Linked DNA regions of Mus musculus: all the other regions are linked to region 1. A link is a loop called in an ENCODE intact Hi-C map of the cell type or tissue named here. Cell type or tissue: heart. All regions are shown on one strand.

What was found. Peaks named below come from ENCODE experiments on the same cell type or tissue, not always from the same donor. Only the 100,000 strongest peaks of a DNase experiment are listed, where the experiment ranks them.
Region 2: a loop joins it to region 1, with 2.4 times the contacts of the local background. A loop is called at or near these places in 2 of 42 quality-filtered maps.
Region 3: a loop joins it to region 1, with 2.2 times the contacts of the local background. A loop is called at or near these places in 2 of 42 quality-filtered maps.

What each region holds. Positions count from the first base shown.
Region 1 is chr3:89,305,180-89,313,179 of GRCm38, forward strand. Gm34014 (a long non-coding RNA gene) reads left to right here. Exons shown (of 3, transcript XR_867453.3): 2 at 5,684-5,812. Among named protein-coding and RNA genes, the nearest start is that of Gm34014, 6.1 kb to the left of the region's middle. In heart, a CTCF peak has its summit at 3,104 (motif pointing left); a DNase peak (open chromatin) is centred at 3,122; H3K27ac peaks cover 250 bases; H3K27me3 peaks cover 423 bases.
Region 2 is chr3:89,098,730-89,106,729 of GRCm38, forward strand. It overlaps Fdps (farnesyl diphosphate synthetase), which reads right to left and starts at 3,238. Exons shown (of 10, transcript NM_134469.4): 1 at 3,133-3,238; 2 at 1,940-2,102; 3 at 571-711. The coding sequence starts at 2,080. In heart, a CTCF peak has its summit at 3,439; DNase peaks (open chromatin) are centred at 2,302 and 3,342; H3K4me3 peaks cover 2,566 bases; H3K27ac peaks cover 2,339 bases.
Region 3 is chr3:89,111,123-89,119,122 of GRCm38, forward strand. It overlaps the pseudogene Gm29704. Among named protein-coding and RNA genes, the nearest start is that of Fdps, 13 kb to the left of the region's middle. In heart, a CTCF peak has its summit at 4,571 (motif pointing right); no DNase peak of the experiment used is centred here.

The DNA.
Region 1 (8,000 bases):
GCACAGAGGAGTACAGGATCAGCTTTCTTGGCCACGGGAAGTAGTGTAGGCTCTTTCCTTATGGGCTTGTGTGGGGCCCAGGTAGACAGACATGGGCATGGCCCCACGTGGGTGAGACAGACACTTGTCAGTCTCCACCGGCCCTTCCCTGAGGCTCAAAGTCTGGATGTGTGTGTGCGTTTGTGCCTCTGTGTGTAACTGGGTAAGCCTGTCTGTGGTGTGGGCAGAAAGGTCTCTCTAACCTCAGGCTAAATTCTTCCAGATAGTCCTTCATTGTCTTCTCCATCTGCAAAACAGTGTGTGGGAGGAGTGTTCCAGCCCCTGGAGGGAGGTCTGTGGGCATCAAGGTGCTGGCCGTGGGCTGTGTCTCTGAATATGTGGGTAGAAGCAGGGAGCCCTGCTCTCTAGAGATGCCTGAGTTGCTTTTGTGTCTTGTGTGTGGCTGTGGCTGGGCCCTGCAGATCCCAGGAATGAGAACACAGCTCCAATACCCCTCTGCCCTTTCTGCCCTTTCCCAGACTCCTGACTTTGCCCAGTTTGTTTGGCCACTGCCCTTGTTGGCACCACACACTGTTTGTTTTGTTGGGACTGTCAGCTGACTTTTATGGCAACTGTGTCAGCCTGTGTGACCCTGGATATAAGTGTGGCTTGGGTACCTTGTAAACCCCTTTCCTTGTGTGTATAAGCTGCAGTCGGAAGTGCTTCGAGCATGCACACCTGTGTGTGCGGTATGTCCGTGGTCTGTGGGACTGAGGCTGTCTGTGGGGATCTGAGCTAGTTGGTCCCTCTGGCATAGTGTGAGGTCCCTTGCACCTCAGCTGTGTAAACAAGCCCATGTTTTCCTTTCTAAGGCCCCTTCAGGGTTGTTGCCCCATTTTCCCCACTGAACAGCGAGTTTGGCTGGGTGGGGGTTGGGCAGTTGTGAGATTCTGGGAACAGGAGTGAACCGGAGTGTGCAGTTATGAGTTAGAATGTGGATTAAGCAGTGTTCCCTGGACAACCCCAGTCTCTCAGGGCTGGGCGAGCCTAGTTCTCCCTGGTTTCTGTGCTGGCCTATCCAGTCTTTTATAGCCAGGCTCGACAACCCTACAATTACCAGGGGCCAGATGCTGCTAAGAAGGCCTAGAGATTGGTATTGACCCTCCAGGGGAGGGGGCGTATCTGCCCCACTGGCCAAGCTAAGGGAGACTAGAGGAAGCTGGACTCCCTGATCAAGTTGCAGGCCCACAGCCTGGGTTTCCCTGCTGCTCTGGTCCTGAAGAGTCTTTGGTTGACCAGGCTCCAGCAAGTCTGGCCCTCCCTTGGGACAGTCCCACACTTTCCCAGTCTTTTGTCCTGGGGCTAAGAGTGTCCCTATATCTCCCACCCATGTTCTCCATGCCAGCTCCTATTCCCCACCAGGTTCACCTCCATCTTCATCCATGCCTTCTGCTCCTTCACGGCACAGTCCTTGTCTCTTGGTTCCAGCTGGCATCCTGGTGTCCATCTCAGATGCCTCAAATGTCACCACCACATTCAACTGAGGTTCTCCAGCTGCCACAAAAGCAGTGTGTATGTGTGTGTGTGTGTGTGTGTGTGTGTGTGTGTGAGAGAGAGAGAGAGAGAGAGAGAGAGAGAGAGAGAGAGAGAGAGGAGAGAGAGAGGATGCACAAGATACGGGGGCTGAGCAGCTCCAGACTGGACAAGTGTAGACTAGTCCAAGCCCACCCCTGCTCTTCCATGGCTGACACTCCTTCACCCTTTCATAGTTCACAAATTGTTCCCAAACCAGGGGTGGGCAGTGGCTCAGTGGGCTACAGTATAAGACTCTGTCCAAATAAACAATAATAAAAGAGCCAGGCGTGGTGGCACGTGTCTGTAATGCCAGCACACACAAGACTAATGCAGACAAATCACTTCCAGCCTGGAGTGTAGTGCAATACCCTGGGGTGGGGGAGGAAGCTGGGACTGGAAGGATGGCTCAGTGGTTAAGGGCATTTGCTGCTCTTGCAGAGGACCTGGGCTTGACTCCAGTTTCAGGTAATCTGGCATCCTCTTCTGACTTCCATAGGTACCAAACACACACACACACACACACACACACACAGAGTCACATAAGCATATGGGGCTAGAACACTCATACACATAAAATTAAAATATAAATAAATACTTTTTAAAACCTGGGCAAGGGGCTTGAGAGATGGCTTAGTGGTTAAGAGCACTGATTGTTCTTCCAGAGGTCCTGAGTTCAATTCCCAGCAACCACATGGTGGCTCACAACCATCTATAATGGGATCTGATGCTCTCTTCTGGTGTGTCTGAGGACAGTGTCAGTACACTAACATATAGTAAATAAATAAATATTTTAAACAAACAAACAAAAATCTGGGCAAGAGTCGGGTGGTAGTGGCGCACGCCTTTAATCCTAGCACTCAAGAGGCAGAGCAGGCATATGAGTTCGAGGCCAGCCTGATCTACAGAGTGAGTTCCAGGACAGCCAGGGAATAAATATGTAAATAGGTAAACAAATAAATAGAAATAAAAAGTGGGCATGGCACTGTAACTCCCATGATGACAACACTTAGAAGGTAGAGACAGGAGGATCAGGTGGCCAGACCATCCTCCATAATGTAGGAAGTTCAAGGTCATCCTGGAATTCACAAGCCTGTCTCAATTTAAAAAAGAAAACAGAAAAAACAATGAAAAATAAACGAACACACAAACAAAAAACAGGTTTGGTAGCACACACCTTAATACTGCTTTGGGAGGGCTGGTGAATCTCTATGAGTTAGAGAGCAGCCTGGTCTACATAGCCAACTCTAGGACAGCCTGGATTACCTTGTCTCAAAACAGACAAACAAACAACTACCACCATCAAAGAAAAACCAAAATAAAACAAACAAACATCAACAACAAAAACACAAACAGAAGAAGGAGGAGAAGGAGCAGAAAGAAGAAGGAGGGAGAAGGAGGATGAGGGAGAAAAGGAAGGAGGAGGAAAAGGAGGAGGGGTGAGGAGGAGGAGGAGGAAGAGGAGGAGGAGAAGAAAAAAACCTTAACAACATCTCAAGCTCTACACATACCATGGCTGACCCCTCAGTCCAGATGCTCCGCCACCTGGTGGATATTAAGCAGAACTTCAGGCTGAGCGGGCTCCAGCCAAATCAGTAGGGCTCAGATCTCAGGCCTGGATTGCAAAGAGCCCTGAACCTGTCCTGGCCCTGAGCATAGCTGGCTGGAGCTGGCGCTGGGGCTGGGGCTGGCGCTGGCGCTGGCGCTGGCGGAGCTGGAGCGTACTCTCGTGCAGAAAAGGGAGAACATGGCTACTTCGAACCAAGCCTCACAGCCCATGGCCAACTTTGTTTTGGGGTGCGACAGTGCTGAATAGGCAAGACTCACTTGGGACCCTTCTTGGTGTCCTTGTTGCTATGAAGCTAAAGAAGGAGGAAGAAGCCTCTCAGGATATTGCCCATTAGGAGCCTGCTTTCCTACTGTGCAGACAGCTCCTTGGCTTGGTAATGCCTTACCTCAGAGCTCCCGTGCTTCAGGATAGGGACATCAAAATCAGCCAAAGACCAAGCCCTAGGGCAGCATCAGGATGGCCCTGGCCTGTGTTCATCTAAGTGCTGAGCCGGGTCCCCAGTTCTGCTCCTGCTTCTGCAGACCAATGCCCTGTGCTGCTTAATTCTAGCTGCCAAATAGACATAACCTAGAGTCCCCTGGGAAGAGAGTCCTAATCAAGTATTATCTCCATCAGGTTGGCCTTGGGGCTTGTCTGTGTGGGGCTGTCACGACTAGTAATTGAAGTAGGAACACCCAGCTCTTTGTGGGTGGCATTTCCAAGGCAGGGGGTCCTGAACAGTGCAAGATAGGAGAAAGCTAATTAAGAGAGTTGAATCCGGTGGTGCACACCTTCAGCCTCAGCATTCTGGAGGCAAAGGCACATGGACCTCTGTGAGTTCGAGGCCAGCCTGCTCTATATAATGAGACTTTGTCCTAAACAATAAAAAATAAAATCAAGCAAGAGCGCTGACATTTGATTTCCCTCTTCTTTCTTTTCTTTTCCTTTCTTTGTTCCTGACTTTCTTTCCTTCTCTTTCTTCTTTTAAAACAAAGTTTCCCTGTGTAGCCCTGGCTGTCCTGGAACTCACTGTTTAGACCAAGCTGGCCTCGAACTCACAGAGATCCACCTGCCTCTGCCTCCTGAGTGCTGGGATTAAAGGTGTGAAGCATCATTCCTGGCTTCACACTTGGTTTCTCTGTGCTTGACCATGGTGGTGATGTAACGTGACCAGGGGCTTCAACCTCCTGCCACAGTATCGCCTCTGCTGTGACAGACTGAAGTAAACTCCCTTCTCTCCTAAGTTGCTTTTTCACTAGAGGTTTTTTTTTTTTGTTTTGTTTTGTTTTTGTTTTTATTTTTGTCACAGCAAAACAAATGAACTAGAACTGTTCCTGACTGAGAGGGGGAATGTTCATGCTCAAGGTCAGGGAACTGGAAAGGACCTTTGAAGGGGTGGCACCTCCTCCTTGTCATTCCTTGTTGACTGCGGACATTTTCCCCTCTGAGGACTGTGTGTGACATAAGAGAAGATGAAGGCTCAGTGTACAGAGTTCTAGTCCTGGCTCTGACCTAGACACCTGAGTGCTTGTGTCTGAGTTACTACTCTCTCTGTCCCATCTGTCAAAAGAAGGGTCTAGAGCTGGAGAGATGGCTCAGAGGTTAAGAGCGCTGACTGCTCTTCCAGAGGCCCTGAGTTCAATTCCCAGCAACCACATGATGGCTCACAGCCATCTGAAATGGGATTTGATGTCCTCTTCTGGTGTGTCTGAAGACAGTGTCAGTGTACACACATACATAAAATAAATCTTAAAAAGGGGGGGGGGTCTGGATGACCCACCTCATGCTGGCTTGGGGTCTTCAGAACTTTTTCTCATCACAGGACAAAGAAATAAAAAGCCATGAGCACAGTCAAGGGCAGTGTGGATTTATGGGAAAGGTCCCAGGTGTTGATACAGGTGCCAATGATTAGAGCATGGAGACAATCAAACCCACTTTGTTTCTGTTGGTTTTGTGAGGCTGAGAATCAACCCCAGGACCTCATGCATCCTAAGCGAGTGTTCTCCCACTGGGCTACAGCTTAGCTCTTGAGACCCACTTTGATTGTCAGCCCTACCACTTGCCAGGCTGTGTAACCCTAGTCAAGCAATACAACATGTTAGACCAGTTGTTTTCAACCTGTGGGTCAAAGGACACTTTCACCCAGGTCACCTAAGAACTTTGGAAAATACAGATACTTAACATTATGATGAATAACAGTAGCAAAATTATAGTTATGAAGTAGCAACAAAAATAATTTTATTAGACAGTCGTGTGTGTTACTACAGTAGTGAGCAAAGTCTAAGAAGCCACAGAGATGAGAAAACAAAGATGTATTTATTTCACTATCCCCAAATCCACGGCCCCTTACAGTTGGACTATTTCTAGAGTTTAAAATTTTGTTTTTCTGCTGGGCAGTGGTGGTGCACAGTTTTTATCCCAGCACAGCTGGATCTCTGAGTTCGAGGCCAGCCTGGTCTACAGAGCAAATTCCAAGACAGCCAGGTCTACACAAAGAAACTCTGTCTTGGGAAAAACCAAACCAAAACAACAACAACAACAACAACAAAAACCCCAACTTTTTCTTTTACTTATTTTGTCCAGGGTATTGCTGATGTCAGAGGCCAACTTGCAGAACATAGTTCTCTCCTGCTACCATGTGCTCTCAGGGATCACCCTGAGGTCTTCAGGCTTGGTGGAAGGATCTTTACTCTCTTGCTAAGCCCTACTGTGGTAGGTTGAATGAGAATGTCTACTACAGACTCATATATTTGAATGTTTCATCACCAGAGAGTGGAATTGTTTGAAAGGATTAGAAGGATTAAGTGGTGTGGCCTTGTTGGAGAAGGTGAGTCTCTAGGGGTAGTCTCTGAGGTTTCAGAAGTCCATTCCCGGCCCAGTCTCTCTCCCCTTTTCTGCCAGAGCATTAGGACATAGCTCTCAGTCACTTCTTCAGTACCATGCCTACACGCTGCCATGCTTCCCACCATGATGATAATGGACTGTGAAAGTGGAAGTCGCTACCACATGCTTTCTTATATAAGAGTTGCCTTGGTCATGGCCTCTCTTCACAGCAATAGAACAGTGACGGACACACCTATTCTACATTTTGAAACCACAAGCACCCCCATGCCTCACCAGCCTTTCTTGGCCTAGAAATTTCAGGGGTCTTCACCTGACCCCTGTTCCCTCACAGGTGATGTCCACGCTGCAAGGCCTTCTGTACTCCACAAGAGAGCTAGCTGGCATTGTGTACTTCCTCCATGAAGCAGGCTTCCTCTGACCAAGCAAAGATGGGATTTCCCCGGCTATTTCCACTGCCCCTGGCAATTAACCATGCTATACTGCATCTGCTCCTCATCGTGTGGTGTGTGTGTGTGTGTGTGTGTGTGTGTGCGCACACACACACACACACGTGTTCACGAATTATTTTGTTTTGTTTTTGTGTTGTTGTTGTTGTTGTTGTTGTTGTTTTCGAGACAGGGTTTCTCTGTATAGCCCTGGCTGTACTGGAACTCACTTTGTAGAGCAGGCTAGCCTCGAACTCAGAAATCCGCCTGCCTCTGTCTCCCAAGTGCTGGGATTAAAGGCTTGTGCCACCACGGCCCAGCGCATTACTGATTCTTGATCACACACCATGTCCTGGTTAGGGTTACCATTGCTGTGATAAAACGCCGTGATGAGGAGCCAGGTGGTGAGGAAAGGATTTACTTGGCTTCCATGTCGTATATAGTCTATCACTGAAGAAGTCAGGGCAGGAACTTAAACAGGGCAAGAACCTGGAGGCAGGAGCTGATGCAGAGGCTGCCACAGAGGGGTGCTACTGACTGGCTTTCTCATCATGGCTTGCTCAGCCTCCTTTCTTATAGATCCCAAGACCACCAGCCTAGGGATGGTGCCACCCACAGTGGGCTGCCTCTTCTCATCAATCACTAATTGAGAAAATACCCTACACCCTGATCTTAAGGTGGTATTTTTTTTCAGCTGAGGTTCCCTCCTCTCTGATGACTACAGCTTGTGTCAAGTTGTCATAAAACTAGCCAGCACACCCTAAGAGATATGGAATTAAGTAGGAGCTGTCTTAGTTAGGGTTGTCATTATTGCAATGAAACACCATAATCAAAAAGCAAGTTGGTACCACACACACACACACACACACATCTGGGTGGCACATGCCCTTAATCCCAGCACTTGGGAGGCAGAGGCATGTAGATCTCTGAGTTTGAGGCCAGCCTGGTCTACAGAACAAGTTCTAGGACAGTCAAGGCTATGAAGAAAAACACTGACTCCAGAAACAAACAAACAAACAAACAAACAAAGGCAAGTTGGGGAGAAAAGGGTGGTTTATTTTGGTTTATGGTTTCACATCATAGTCCATCATTGAAAGATGTTGGGACAGGAACTCAAACAGGGCAGGAACCTGGAGGCAGGAGCTGATGCAGAGACCTTGGAGGAGTATTGCTTACTGGCTTGCTCATCACAACTTGGGCAGCCTGCTTTCTTATAGAACCCAAAACTACCAACCCAGGCATGGCACCACTCACAATGGGCTGGACCCTCCTCCACCAATCACTAATTTAAAAAATGCCTTACAGGCTTGCCTACAGCTGGATCTTATGGAGGCATATTCTCAGTTGTTGTTCCTTCCTCTCAGATGACAACAGCTTGTGTCAAGCTGACATAATGCTAGCCAGCACAGGAGCTTTAACAGTTGTTTGTGCACACACACACACACACACACACACACACACACACACACACACGCTCACTTGAGTATAAGTAGAAACAGAGGACACCATCTGACATCTCTCTCCTGCCTTTATGCGGCTTCTGTCATCAAATGCAAGTCATCAGACCTTCACAAGTGATTTGCCGTGGAGCCATCCTGGCCCGGGTCGTGTTTTGACAAAGCACATGTAGC
Region 2 (8,000 bases), 210 kb before region 1:
GTTCCCTTCAAACAGGCTCTCACTGAGCCAGGCAGCCCAGCCAGCCTCCTGCCTCTACCTACCATGCAGATTGTGTTCACTGCCACAGCTGGATTGTCACACGGCCCTGGCATCCCAATTTGGCTCTTCTGCTCCGATAGCTAATGCGCTTACCGGCCAAGCTGGTAAAACTACTTCTTTCCTTTTCTTTTTTTTTTTTTTTTTTTTTTAAGTTTAGGAAGTTTAAGGTTTCTGTTATTTGAAACAAAAGTTTCTTGAGTAGCTCTGGCTGTCCTAGAACCTACTCTGTAAATCAGGCTAGCCTAGAACTCAAAAAGATCCACTTCCCTCTGCTCCCAGTGATGAGACCAAAGGCGTGGGCCGCCACCACCACCATCTGGTGAGATTTAAGGTTAATATTTCTGAAAATTCTCTGTGCCCACCTGTCAGTCCCTGAAGTGATTCACACTGCCTAAATGTGACTACAGCACACAAGAGACACAGAAACACCAACACAAGCAAGAAATAAGCTTAGTCTCCTCATCAAGGAACCCAACTGCAGGACCCTCTGCTCCTCTGGCCCGCTCTTACCAGTTCTACACACCAGCCCACTGTCAGGGCCCGCTGAAGACTCTCAGCATCCTGTTTCTTCGGCTCCACCAGCTCCTGGAAGGCTTGTACCACGGTCAAACCCCGGTTGTACTTGCCTCCTAAGGCATTGTACTCTAGGACCTGAGGCAGGATGAGAAGACATCAGGGTCCACACAGCAGGGACCTGAAGAGATTTTTTTCCCTTCTCCCTCTTTGAACCCCAACTCCCCCTTGGAGAGCCCCTGGATCACTCCCCTCTTCATTCCCTCTCCAACATCCTATGGGCTGTGGCACCCAAGTACCTGCTATATAACATACACCCAAGACTTCCCCCAAGTGGAGGACTGGGACACCTGCCAACAAGCCTGTGTTGAAGACAAGGGCCCTGGTGTGGAGGGATGACTGACACCTATCATCTCAGTACTCAGAAGATGGAAGCAGGCAGGCAGACTGCATGAGTCTGAGGCTAGCCTCAGATACATAATAGGTTCTAGCCAACCCTGGCTACGGAAAACAAACAAAAGAAAAAACGAGGCTTCTCCAAAGTTAGGCAAAAGAAGGCTTTGAAGGGACAGCAAGGTTCAGGGCTATTTCTGACCCCTCCAATGTCCTCCTCCTGGGGCCTTCTCAACTGTGCTTCCTGCTAACTAACTAAGGAGCTAGCTCTTTAATACCGACACAGCATAGACAAAGAAAACTCTCCTCTTAGTTTTTTTTCCTCAGAGATGAGACAACATTTATAAAGTAAGAACTCCCCAGGCTACAGAGATGGCTCAGCAATGAAAAGCACTGCCCCTCGGGAGGACCTGGGTTTGAGTCCCAGCATTCACATGGCAGCTCACAACCATCCTCACACATACATACACGCAGGCAAATCGTCAAATGTCCAAAAAGTGAAAATAAAAATGTCTGTCTTTAAAAGACTTCCCAATCCAGGCACGGTGGTACTGTCACTGACATAGCACACAGAAGGCTGAGGTGGGGTTTGTGTGTCTGAGGCCATGTGGGCTTAAAAAACATGAAACTCTGTCTTAAGAAAATAAACACTGGAAGGAAATAGGTAACTCCAGTAGAACAGTCTTTCTAACAATACAATAACTTCCCTCAGGCCTCAGTGCCAACAGCCTCATGGTATCTACTAAGATCCTATCATAGTTTCAGGGCATGAAATCAAACTTTACTAGGTCCAAGGCTACTCTCAAGCAAGGCTCTCTGGATGGTCAAAAGTCATGGAGCCAAACATCCCCGAGGAGGGCTGAAGTGCAGCAGAGACCCATCTACTCCAGAGACCCAGGTAGTCACTTCGCTCTTATCGAAACCCCTCATGAATCCACACCTCTACCAGCTTCTTCAGTCCTGAATGCCTCACCTCCTTGAGCCGGGCAATAGCATCCCCTATCTCTGGGTGTCCCAGCTCCTTCTCAGTCAGCACCTTGACGATCTGGGAGAAGTGCTGGATGAAATTCTGCTTTTCTTGGTTATAAGCATCCAATTTCTGGTTCCCATTCATTCTGACAGAGGAGCTAAATGCTCTGAGGGAAAAAAAAACACACACACAAACAAATGAGAGGGTGGCTCGGGTGCTTCCCTCCCCGAAGCCCCACACCCCAACCACACTCACCGAGGCTCCTCTGTCCACACTTGGCACCACCAGCGGGCACTGTGCCAGGCCCCCAGGACTGGACACCCATATGCCAGGGAGGGTCGTTGTAGGAAACCAAGCCACCTCTCCCGGGGTGCCCAGCAGGGGGCTGGCAGCAGGAAGACCCCCAGAGATCTCAGCCAGCAGGACAGGGGCATCCTGGGTGTGCATGGGGGTGGGGGCACCAAGCACTCCCTGCAGGAGCAAGCACCGAAGGCAGATGCTTGGTAGCAGTTACCTAAGGTATCCCCCAAGCCAAGCTTGTTACCTCCTGCATTAGAACGCCCCACCCCGCTTCTAAACTCAAGAATTACATAAAAAACACACAGGAAATGAAAAGTTTGTCGGAGTGACTGAGATCCAATAGATCTTCACTTAAACCGAAAATGGCTAAAACTGAACACTTTCTACTTCCAAGGTTGCGTTCACTACAATTCGGAACATTGTATTACGGGAATTACGGGATGCAAGGTCCTTAAGTCACAATGTTAATGGAGACACCGAACTGAGGTTCAGTGAATGTAAGAGAGCTGAGCTGACGAAGAGCCAAAGCTGGAACCCAGGAGTCCGGATGTAGGGGAAAGAGAGGGAAGCTCTTAGATAGTCCCAATGAGGGGACTGGAGCCGAAGGTGCTGTGCGCTTGTCATCTGTCCCGGCACTGGTGCTAACCGCAGCCGGCCTCCGAGCAACAGGTGGGCGTGGGAGGACTCACAAGAGTAAACTAAAGGCCTGGCGTACGGAAGACTTGAGGAAGACGCCAGCGTTTAGAAATTCACGAAGGCACAAGCAAACCGTTCATTCTGGCCCACCGACCCCAAGCCCCGTAACTCCAACACGGACTGGTCCTTTAGTGCCTCGGAGCTTCACCCGATCCGAGACACGGGTAAACCTCAGCTCCAGCCCCAACAATAGCTCTCACCTGTTCTTCAACGCGGATTCTCCCGGGGTCCAAGATGTTTGCGGCTTACACCTAAAAGCTGAGCGTGCATCCGCTCAGCACTCTGGGAGTTGTAGTTCCCAGTCTCCAGGCTCAGGAGGCAGAACATAAATATAAAACTACGACTCCCGGCATGCCACGGACTAGGCGGCAAGAAACTCAGACTTGTGTCTCAGGGTGGGTGTGGCCTAGTTCGCTGATTGGCTAAATTACCTCGTGTGAGCATGGGCCTTGTGACGGCTGGCCAATGAAAGGGTGGCGCGCGGACCATCAGCCCACTAGGCGGTCGGCGGTGTCGGTACACCCATACCGAAAGCCTGGGAAATTGGCTATCTAATTCCTAGCTATAGTTCTTCCAGTGCTTCTGGTTGACAGTGTTTCTAAGATCCCGGAATAACCAGCCTTGCAGCTTCCTATTTCCAACTCTAGCAAATCACTTCTTACATCTTTGATTCTAGTTAGGTGAAGTCGCTCATTTTTCCAGCCCTTAGAAGGGGTGAGGCAATAAGATCAAGAGTTAAAGCCATGGGGTGGGGCTGGAGGGAAAAAAAAAAAAAAGAGTTAAAACCAATATGGGTCGTGTAATGAGTTTTAGGCTACTTGGAAGACTATATGACTATATGAGAGAAAACAACACCTTTCCCCCAGGTACTTTGGCGCCCTTGAAGCAAAAAGGTAAAAACTCAAAGCAGATGTTAGAACTTTCGGCCTCACAGTTTGCCAGCCCACCACGTTGACTCCTTTTTACTCCACCCCAAACCCCATCGCGATCAGAAAAGAGACCTGAAACTACAAACCACCTCAGACATTAATGGACTTGTCCTTGAAGTATTAGAAATAAGTTTCATTGTCCCAAAGAAAGAGACCACTACCACTCCGGACTAAAAGGTTGAAGGGTCTAGACAAGATAAACTTTACACATTGGTTTATTCTGCAAGGTTTCTCCATGTAGCCCTGGCTGTCCTGGAACTCTCACTGTAGACCTGGCTAAACTTCAACTCACAGAGTGAGAAAATAGTAGATTGAACATGGCTCGCAGAGGGGACTAGACCATGCATAAGAGAAGGTAGGGAGCTTAAGGGAGGGCCAAAACAGCATAGCCGAGGTTATAAGAATGTGAAGTGAGGGAAGAGAAGCTCCTGAGATAGAGACGTTTAGGATAATGGGGGAGCTGAGAAGAGCCAGGAACATGTGATATACTGTGAGAGCCTGGATATACTGGGGGAGCCTGGAGGCCGGCATAATTTTTGTCCCTTCTGCTGCCCATGTAAGGGTAACCCCTTTGGTAAAGGGGAACCGGTTTCACAAGTTCCTAACGAATGCTAGTTTTGGTCAGAATTTGAGGAAATGGAGTTTTCTTTAGAGCTCCTTTGGACAGTAACAACATAAGAAACAGACAAGCCAGGGTAACAAAAATAGTCATGAAACAAACTCATGGTAATACCCAATTAACTGCCAGGATGCCAAGTCTGTGCAAGAAGAGAAGAGCTGTCAACCACTGGCTTTGCAAATGGAAAAGAATAAATTAAGATGGTTATCTCATACTGAGGGAAAAGGCAGTAGACTCCCTGATAGGCAGGCCGACGTGGGAAGGGCTGTGACTACTGAGTAATAGCGATGGTGGACTTCCAAGGTGACTGGCTCCTTCCTCACACTCCTGAGCAGAGGCAAACGTCTCTCAGGTTAGAACAAAGGCTTTGTGAACATTTTCTTCTGAAAGCATAGCCACTGTTGATTCAAGGCAGTTCATGACATATTTACACAACAGTTGTGAGCCAATTGGTCCTCCTGTCTGTTTTCTTTTTTTTTTTTTTTTTTTGGTTTTTCGAGACAGGGTTTCTCTGTGTAGCCCTGGCTGTCCTGGAACTCACTCTGTAGACCAGGCTGGCCTCAAACTCAGAAATCCGCCTGCCTCTGCCTCCCGAGGGCTGGGACTCCTGTGTGTTTTCAAACTAGCCTACCCTAAAATAGGGAAGGAAGATCACTCAAAGACTTTTAGGAGAAATTGACCATCTGATTCCTGAATCCTCCCTCTGCTTTGTGGAGAGTCTGTCTCTCTCTCTCTCTCTCTCTCTCTCTGTGTGTGTGTGTGTGTGTGTGTGTGTGTGTGTGTGTGTGTGTGTGTTTCCTCACCTATAATAAAAAACCTTTCTGTGACTGTGGATTCTGTCTGTTCCTGTTTGCTTTGTCTGGGACTTCCCCAGCTCTTACCTGCTACACTCCATAGCTTTTCTGCCTTTTAATTCTTTAGCTGGCAAAGAAAATAAACCCAAGGAAGACTGTAACTTCTTTTTCTTTTTCTTTTTTTCTTTCTTTTTTTCTTTTTTTTTTTTTTTTTTTGCACATTATTTTATTTTTGTCTACAGGAACCTAAAACTCAAAGCACCAGCAGGATCTCTGGTCACTCCTGTAGCTCCTTCTGGAAAACACCCACTGATTCCTTGCTAGAAGTTATTAAAGGCTTAAAAAACCTAAAGGTGGGGCTACTCCCTAGACAGTTAACGTGATGAACATGCTAGACTTTTCATTTTAAGCTGAACCCCAGCTTCTATGGAGAGGTGATCAGAAGGGCTACTAAAACTAGAACAAGCCGGGCAGTGGTGGCACACGCCTTTAATCCCTTTAAGTACTTGGGAGGCAGAGGCTGGCAGATTTCTGAGTTCAAGGTCAGCCTGGTCTACAGAGTGAGTTCCAGGACAGCCAGGGCTACACAGAGAAATCCTGTCTTGAAAAACAAAACAACAACAACAACAAAAACAACAACAACAACAAAACTAGAACAAGGTTCTGAGCCCTGTGCACGTGTTTAAGCTCCACAGACTCCCCTCAGATCTGACTAGTAGATGCTCACTGCTAGTTGTCAGTAACCTGTAACCTGTATAATACAATGCTCAACCTGCTGCTCAGACTCAGTTTACTAACCTACCAGGTTGAAGGAAGGGGTTGCAGGAGCCCCAATTTTTATTACTTGGTCAAAAACACAGGTAACAACTCATTTTTGTGCATGACTGTAACATTTTGAGGGTTTGTCTGGGATGTCTTCTGAGAAGCATTGATATATATTAGGTGAGTGTAAACCAGGCTAAAGCCTGAAAGGATAGGATGATGAGCGTGAGCAACTAGCACCTGTCAAACATGCATGCGTGTGCACACACACACACACACACGATCTTAGATATATAAATATGTATTTAATTTCATAGATTAAAAGGTAAAATCATAAAAAAAATCTCATGAGGAAACATAAGGATAAGTTTTTATTGTTGTGGGACTAGAGAGCTGGCTCAGTGATTAAGCCTGCTTCCAGGCTGGAGAGGTGGCTCAGCGGTTAAGAGCACTGACTGCTTTTCGGAAGGTCCTGAGTTCAAATCCCAGCAACCTCATGGTGCCTCACAACCACCCGTAATGAGAGATCTGACACCCTTTTCTGGTAACAGTGTACTTATGTGTAATAATAAATAAATCCTTTAAAAAAAAAAAAGAAGTGCTTCCAGATATTCCAGAGCACCAGAACTTGGTTCCCAGTGCCCAGCATCAGGCTGATCAACATTGCCTGAAACTTTCAGCCCCTCCAGGACATGCAAACATGTGGCAGAGATATACTAATAAAAAAGTACATTTTTCTATAATATCATTTTTAAAAGATTGATTTTATTTATATGAGTACACTGTAGTTGTCTTTCAGACACACCAGAAAAGGGCATTGATCCCATCACAGATGGTTGTGAGCCACCATGTAGTTGCTGGGAATTGAACTCAGGACCTCTGGAAGAGCAGTTAGTGCTCTTAACCTCTGAGCCATGACTCCAGCCCTATAATATCATTTTTATTATATGGGTTGCCCTTTTCTTTTTTCTTTTTTCTTTTTCTTTTTCTTTTTTTCTTTTTTCTTTCTTTCTTTTTTTTTTTTTTTTTTTTTTTTTTTTGAGACAGGATTTCTCTGTGTAGCCCTGGCTGTCCTGGAACTCACTCTGTAGACCAGGCTGGCCTCGAACTCAGAAATCTGCCTGCCTCTGAGTGTTGGGATTAAAGGCGTGTGCCACCATGCCTAGCATGGGTTGCCCCTTTTCATTGTTGCAGCTAAGGAGCAACTCATGGGAGGAATGCTTGTTCTGACTCACAGTCTGAAGGAACACAGTCTATCGTGATAGGTAAGAAGCAAAGGGTTGTACAGAAGAGAGGAAGGAGGAAAAGGAGACCTGAAAGAACAGTTCTGGGAAGGTCAAGAGGTCAAGTTCCCTGAGACCAATCTGGATTGCCTGAGACCCTGTCTCAAACAAACAAAAACAAAAAAACAAACAAACAAACAAAAAAACTGGGCTAGTGAGTGGTTGGTGGTGTGAGTGGTCAGTGGCTTGATAGATAAGGGTACTTGCCGCCAAGCCTAGAGACTTGAGTTCAAATCCTGGAACTCACATTGGTGTAAGGAAAGAACTGAGTCCAGTAAAGCTGTCCTCTTATGTCTCCAAGAACACAGCGGCATGAATGCACCTACACACACACACCACCACCACCACCACCATCACCATCACCATCACCATCATCACCATTATCAAAAACAAAAGCAAATGGGAGTAGGGAGATGGGGGGTCGGGGCAGCTCAAGCAAAACAGGCACCAGGCCATAAGAGGCTCTGGTACTAGAAAACACTCTACGAAAGGTCACAATCCTCAGCCCAAATGCCAAAAGCAACCTTGAGTCTTGTTTTCCTATCTTCTAGCCCAGTCATCCCAGCCCCATACTGTCCAGGAACACTCGCCTCATGACATCAGTGCTGAATTAGCTGAGGTGATTTGTGGTTTGGTCGACCGAGTTTGTTTGTGAGGGAGGGTCTCTTTCTAACTCCAGAA
Region 3 (8,000 bases), 190 kb before region 1:
GGACCTGGACATCCAGTACTATGGTGTGCATTTAATAAGCTATTCTTCCTTAGCTGAGATTGGTGTATGCATGGGTTGTGTGGTGATTCCCAGACCCCAACAATGTTACTCTTAATTAAACCTCATGTTTTAAAATTGTAAAATTTGTGATATCTAGGCTCTATGACAGATTCAAATACTAAACTTTTGGGGGGGGCAGGATTGGTTGGGGGTGAAGCAGAGGCATGACCTCACTATGTAGGCCTGGCTGCTGTCCTAACCATCTTGGAATTTACTATATTAACCAGGCTAGCCTCAAAGTAAAAGATAACTGCCCGACTCTGCCTTTAATCTGCTAAATTCTGGGATTAAAGACATGAGCCATCAGGCCTACTCAAACCAAAGACTCTGTGACACAGAGTTCCCAGCCAACTCATACTATAGGGAACCACAAGTCTCCTCTCCAACCAAAAGACAAAAGAGTAGGGAGTCTTGCGGTCACTCTCATGCCTAAGCCACACCCTTCAATGCCACGGAAGAAGATTTAGAAGAGCAATTTTTACCTACCTCCAAATTTTCTAGGACCATGGCTCTCAAAGGGAGTTCTCATAGGGACCAGAGGGGCTTCAAGATTTCCATCTGTAAGGGGACAGTTAGTAGAGAAAGGTGGAAGCCGGGGCTACAAATGGAGCTTGTGCAGAAAGAAGCCAAGGCCATGCAAACTTAGGAGAAGCCCTGCCCCATGTAAATAACCCACAAAGGCTCGGAACTCACTGGTGTGTGGCTTCCTAAGCGTCTCATTTTCCAGTTCACCGGCCCGCTGCCACCCCAGGGAGCGCCTTTTTTCCTTCTTTCCATCCTTCCTTTCTTTTTCTCCCTTTCTTTCTTTCTTTCTTTCTTTCTTTCTTTCTTTCTTTCTTTCTTTCTTTCTTTCTTTCTTTCTTTCTTTCTTTCTTTCTTTCCTTCTTTCCTTCTTTCCTTCTTTCCTTCTTTTTGTTTTGTTTGTTTTAGTTTTTGTTTTTCAAGGCAGGGTTTCTCTGTATAGCCCTGGCTGTCCTGGAACTCACTCTGTAGACCAGGCTGGCCTTGAACTCAGAAATCCGCCTGCCTCTGCCTCCCAAGTGCTGGGATTAAAGGCGTACGCCACCATGCCCGGCTTTCTTTTCTTTCTTTTTTTTTTTTAACTTTTATTTTATTTATATGAGTACACTGTAGCTGTCTTCAGACACATTAGAAGAGGGCATCAAATTCCATTACAGATGGTTGTGAGCCACCAATGTGGTTGCTGGGCATTGAACTCAGGACCTCTGGAAGAGCAGCCCGTGTTCTTAACCGCTGAGCCATCTCTCCAGCCCTCTTTTTTTTTTTTTTTTTTTTTTTGACTTAAAACTGTAACATTCTTCCCCTCCTTCCCCAACCCTGCTTCCCTTCTTGACCTGGGACCCCACTCCATCAGGCCCATTAGCTTCTTTTATTTGTTTCTCATTACAGATGGTTGTGAGCCATCATGTGGTTGCTGGGATTTGAACTCATGACCTCCAGAAGAGCAGGCAGCTCTCTTCTTAACCACTGAGCCATCTCACTAGCCCCTTTCTTTTTTTTTTTTTTTTTTTTTTTGATTCTTTGAGAAAGGCTGACCTAGAATTCTCTAGGTAGGCTAGGTGGGCCTTGAACTCAGAGATAAACCCAGTTTTGCCTCTTAAGTTCTGGAACTAAAGGGGTATGCCACTATGTCCAGACTTCCTCTGTTTTAACTCAGGAGACAGAGACAGGCAGATCTCTGAGTTTGAGGGTAGTCTTGTGGAGGTCTATAGAGTACAATCTAGGACAACCAGGGTTACAATGAGAAATCTTGTCTTAAAAAACCTAAATAAACAAATGGTCTCTATTTCTTATTTTTCTCTTTCTTTTCTTCAAAAGGAACACCCAGATAAAGAGATACACTGAACAAGGTTTAAAAAGGTAAAAAAAAAAAAAAAAAAAAAAAAAAAAAAGTCCTGAGTACAAAATAGTTCTGTGCTCACGGAGCTGGGCAGGTCACCTTCCTACCCGTCGGATAGTCTGGAAGTACTGTCAGGGCTCTTTATCGCCATTTCATCATGGATACATGATAAATTATTAACTGGAAGTTTCAAGTGGCCAGTCATCCTATGATCTTGTGACCAGCTGCTATTAGGAGCCACCAAGAGTTGACTGATTAAAGGCCAATCAGAGCCAACACAGCCTTTACTCCCAGCAGAGGATGGCAGAGCCCTGATTTTGCAGCCAGCCTGGTCTCCATATAGGGAGTTTCAGGACAGCCAGAGCTACAAAAGGAAACCCTGTCTTGCTGGGGGAAATTTGTCAATCAGCATTCCTGAAAAGCAGCTGATTAAAACACCCCTGCCTCGTGCTGAGCTGTCTCAGTGTGGGAAAGCACCAGTTGCTTTCCTGTGGAAGCTCACACCAGGGACTCCATCACCATCTTCTGACTATGTTCAGGCAGCAGACACACACATACAGGCAAAAACCTGTATTTTAGGTAAACATAAAATAAAAAATCTTTTTTAAAAATGTCAATAGCAAGCCAGGCAATGGTGGCACACACCTTTAATCCCAGCTCTTGGGAGGCAGAGGCAGGCAGATTTCTGAGTTCGAAGCCAGCCTGGTCTACAGAGTGAGTTCCAGGACAGCCAGGGCTATACAGAGAAACCCTGTCTTGAAAAAACACAAAACAAAATTGGCTGTGAAGAGTTTGGATTGCTGCAGGTTCAGAGCCTAAATACAACTTCTTTGGGGCCGTGTTTAGGTCCCCCAAAAGCAATTCCTTACCCACCTTGTGCCAGACCTAACATCCTGATAGGCAAATAAAACCCTTTGGAATGTATTAACCAAACCTTAACTGCACCAGTGGAACGGATAAGAAGGGACCAGGTAGCATCTGAGGCCTGCAGTTGAGATTCCCTGTCTGCAGTAATCCACATCCCTGTTTCCATCAGTAGGTTAGGTCCAAACTGGGCTCAGCCTGTCTGTCTGAGAAGCTGCGTGCTTTCTCCCATTTTGCTTCTCTCTGCTTCCCCTTCCCCATGGAGAGATAACCTTGGCAGACTGATCCCCATACACCTTTGTTTCCACTCACAGAATGGCACAGTTTGGTGAGCTTGCTGCACCCTTGCTTACACAACCCATTTTTATTTCTTTTTTCTTTTTTTTTGGAGACAGGGTTTCTGGAACTCACTCTATAGACCAGGCTTGCCTTGAACTCAGAAATCTGCCTGCCTCTGCCTCCCAAGTGCAGGGATTAAAGGCATGTGCCACCCCTGCCTGGCCACAACCCATTTTTAAATGCTTTGTTGTATAACCTCCTTTGTTACCATAAAAACTCCACAAGTCTGTTTCTACATCATTAGGACATTGTATTGGAGGGAGATCTCAATATATGTTGTTTCTGGGATGTGGTCTCTCTGTCTCTGTCTCTCTCTTTCTCTCTCTCTCTCTCTCTCTCTCTCTCTCTCTCTCTCTCTCTCTCTCTCTCTCTTTATTTTTTTTTAAGATTTATTTATTTTATATATATATGAGTACACTGTAGCTGTCTTCAGACACTCCAGAAGAGGGCATCAGATCCCATTACAGATGGTTGTGAGCCACCATGTTGTTAGGAATTGAACTCAGGACCTCTGGAAGAGCAGTCAGTGTTCTTAACCACTGAGCCAGCTCTCTAGCCCATGGTCACTGTTTTTCTTTTTTTTCCTTTTCTTCCTTCCTTCCTTCCTCTCTCTCTCTCTCTCTCTCTCTCTCTCTCTCTCTCTCTCTTTCTTTCTTTCATTTTTGGTTTTGATTTCTGTTTTTGGAGACAGGGTTTCTCATTGTAGTTGTCTCTGTCCTTAACCAGATAAAGTGAAAGTTCTGGGTCTAAGCCTCTTACAGACAGGTATCATGCAGTGTGCTTCCTGGCCCCCATTTGAATTCTAATTGAATGTGTAATATCTAAACAAATAAATGAAATTGAGGGTACTGGTATATTGCAGGTGTCTTGTTTTGTTGTTGTTATTTTTAAGTGTGTGTGCACACACATACATGCACATGTGTATCTGTTGTGGGTGCACATGACTGCAGGTACCCCACAAGGTCAGCGGTGCCAGGTCTCCTGGAGCTGGAATTGCAGGCACTTTTGAACCTTCTGTCTTAGGTGCTGAAGCTCAGACCCAGGGCCTCCACAGGAGCACACATGCTCCTAACTGATGAGCCATCTGGCCAGGCCAACCCCAAGCTACCCCTCTGGATTTTATGTGAAAGATGAAGGTAACTGTATGTAACTAATTTCTAAAGTCTATGTGAGAGTCTGAAGGAGGGAGCTGGGCCAGTGGCTCAGTGGATAGAACGCTTGCTATACCAGCTTGAGGAACTGAGTTCAGATCCTCACAACCCACGTGGAGTCAGATAGTTAGCAGCACTCACCTGTAAACCCATGCTCTTATGATGAAGTGGGCAGCAGAGGTAAATTCCTAGCAGCTAGCTTGGCATATGAACAGTAAGCAAGAGACAATGAAACAAAATGACAGGTTCTCCAAGACACCTGCACCCTAGTAGACACATTCTTCATGAACACACACTGTAAGGAGCAGAATCACCTCTAGGTGGAGACATGCCATTATCTCCTCCCTAAATGTTGATCCACTTGGGCGGGTCTGGGACCTGACTGGGGGAAGGGGGTGGGGGGTGGGGCGGGACAGGACCACTCCTAGGCAAGTAGATTAGATAATGTGCTTTTCCTTCTCAGAATTCTGGCCCCCTAGTACAGTCTAAAAGAGGTTCAGGTGTGATGCCCACCTTTGGGGCCTGACTCAGAAAAGTGGAGCTTTTTTTTTTTTTTTTTAAATTCTGTCTTTTTCTTTTAGATGCTGGCCAGAGCCCAGGTAGGTGTGTTTTTATATTCCCAATGAACCTTCTGGGCTTCCTTACTCCTCTTCTAAGGCTCATACCCCATCTGTGGAAAGGCAGTGGGGATGAAAAGGAACGCAAGCTTTACCTGAGATGAGATGGTGAAAGCTGGTTTGTTTTGTTTTGTTTTTATATTTTTTCATACTTCTTTACTGCTCTATTGTCTTCTGTAACTCTGCTTTGCATCTACTTATGATTTTACTTAAAAGGGCCCTAAGTCTGCTCTTTGTTTGTTTGTTTGTTTGTTTGTTTTTGAGACAGGGTTTCTCTGTACAGCCTTGGCTGTCCTGGAACTCACTTTGTAGACCAGGCTGGCCTTGAACTCAGAAATCCACCTGCCTCTGCCTAAGTCTGCTCTTTTTAACCCAAGGGAGGCAGTCACTAGCCAATTCTCAGGTGTTTACTTCAAATTTTGCTCAAAAAAGTTTTAATTTTTCAAGATACGTTTTTCTCTGTGTAGCCCTGGCTGTCCTGGAACTCAGAGATTCATCTAACTCTGCCAACTGAGCACAGCGATTAAAGGTTTGTACCACCACTGACTGGCTTGTGGTAGTGGTCTTATTCTCACTCAGTGGGATTCACATTTTCTGGAGGCCCCAGCGAGATAGACCACCCAAATTCTAAAGCTGCATCTTCATTCTGGGGCTCCAGGGTTGAAGGGCTGCCTCAGGAGGTGTACACCTTCCAGACCAGGACTTCAAGATGGCGTCGCTCAAGCCATTGAAGGAGAAGAAGCTCATGGAGGTCAAACTTGGAGTGCTGCCAAGCTGGATATTGATGAGGGATTTCACCACCAATGGCATTGCAGGAGCCTTTCAGAGAGGGGATGTCCTGTCTTACAACAAGGACATCAATGTTCAGAAAGGCGGCATCTCATGGTGCTGGCTGCCTACGTGGTTTTCAGCTACTACATTTCTTACAAGGAACTCAAACATGAGCGGCGACACAAGTACCACTGAAGAGGGGTCGCTAGAGGGCATTGCATGGCCAAGTGTAACTGCCTGCCCCACTCTGACCTAGGAAGAATTCAACTAGCTGAACCTTCATACCCTGACTGAGAACTAGTGTTCAATAAAAGGTGACTGGTTCACGTACCAAAAAAAAAAAAAAAGGCATTCCAATGCTCTGAGGAGAAGGCCTCTCCTGGGAATACGTGATCTGGTCTGTGGGGATCCCAATCTGGGAAATAGAAGGGTTTGATGGAACCCAGATATTTTACCCTCAAAAAGTGAGATGTCACATGCCACTTGAGGTTCTTGGTCTTTTTTTTTTTTTGGTTTTTCGAGACAGGGTTTCTGCCTGCCTCTGCCTCCCGAGTGCTGGGATTAAAGGCATGTGCCACCACCGCCCTGCTGGTTATCTTTATCTATTGTCCAGGATGATTATGAATATCCTATCACCAAGAGTCATCTCTGAACATTCTGTGAAACCGAATAGCCCACACTTGGAAACGACTGCCCCATCCCCACCCCAGCCTGGGCAGCAGTAAATGTCACCCTCAGTAAACCCAACCATCCAGATCAGAATGGGAACATCTTGCCTTTGACAGAAGCAACTTCCAACCCTGGCTCCTGAATGAGGGTCTGTTTGGTTAGAAATGAGCAAGATGACCAAGCCCTGACTGTCGGCAGATGGACCCTTTGAGGACCTGTAGCAGAAGTCCGGGCACGCCTTCTGAAAACCATTCTGCAGGACTCACAGGAGAAACAATGTCTCCTCCCTCCACACAACCATGTTTACCCCCTTCCCCTGCTCACCTCCTCCTTCACAACCCTCGCTACCATCTCCAGCCTCACTCTGCCCTCTCCTGTCTGTCTGCTTCAACCTCTACTCTGCCACGTAGCTCTTCCCTATCTCTCCTGTCTTCCTTCTCCCTAGATCTTCTCTACCTCCCTGTGTTTCCCCTCTCCACACCTGCCAGGGGGTGCCATATGACTCTCGAAACTCCTCCTCCTTCTCTTCCTCCAATCCTGTTTCCCTCCTCCTTCTCTTCCTCCAATCCTGTTTCTGAGCAGTACCTCCTTCTGTCCTCCCTCCCCTATGGCTCATTCCAGACAATTGCTACCCATTATCCTTTTTCCATTACAGATTTCTACAAGAGGAAGAATCAGATCAACACTCCCCCTTTAAGCCCAACATAAATTCCTTAATTTCTCTAATTGATCCTATGTTTTTCAATACCTTCCCACGTGGGATGATTGTCAACAAATTCTCCATCCCCTCTTCACTACCAAAGTTAGGGGATGGACTGCCACAACATCAGCTTCAGCACTCTCCAGAATAGCTTCAAAGACTGATGACCAGATAGTAGAGGCAACTGACCTCACTCTGCCAGGTTGGATATCCCAATGAGACTATCCCAAGGGAGATAAGAGGTCACTCAGAGTACCACCAGGTTCTGGTAGAAAGATGAACCAGGCAGAACAAAAGCCCACTAACCTGTCTAAAGTAGCAGATGTGAAACAGAGCCCAGATGAATCACCTTCAACTTTTCTGGAATGCCCCTTGGACACCTATCCGTTATTTCCTCTATAGACCCAGAGGACTTGGTTAACCTGGCCTTTGTTACTCGGCCAACACTTGACATTTGTAAAAAGATACAAAAGATGGATGCGTTTGCAGGAAAGAATGGGTCAGAACTATTAGAAATAACCTAGGTGGGCTGGCGAGATGGATCAGTGGTTAAGAGCGCCGACTGCTCTTCCAAAGGTCCCAAGTTCAAATCCCAGCAACCACATGGTGGCTCACAACCATCCATAACAAAATCTGATGCCCTCTTCTGGAGTGTCTGAAGACAGCTATTGTGTACTTACATATAATAAATAAATCAATCTTTAAAAAAAGAAAAAGAAATAACCTAGGTGTTTGACAGCAGAGGCAGCAAAGATCTTTTGACAAAGACGAGGTGTGCCACTATGGCTGCACTCTAACCCACTTTCTTTTTTTTTTTTATATGGTTTTTTTTTTTTTTTTTGGTTTTTGGTTTTTCGAGACAGGGTTTCTCTGTATAGCCCTGGCTGTCTTGGAACTCACTTTGTAAACCAGGCTGGCCTCGAACTCAGAAATCCACCTGCCTCTGCCTCCCGAGTGCTGGGATTAAA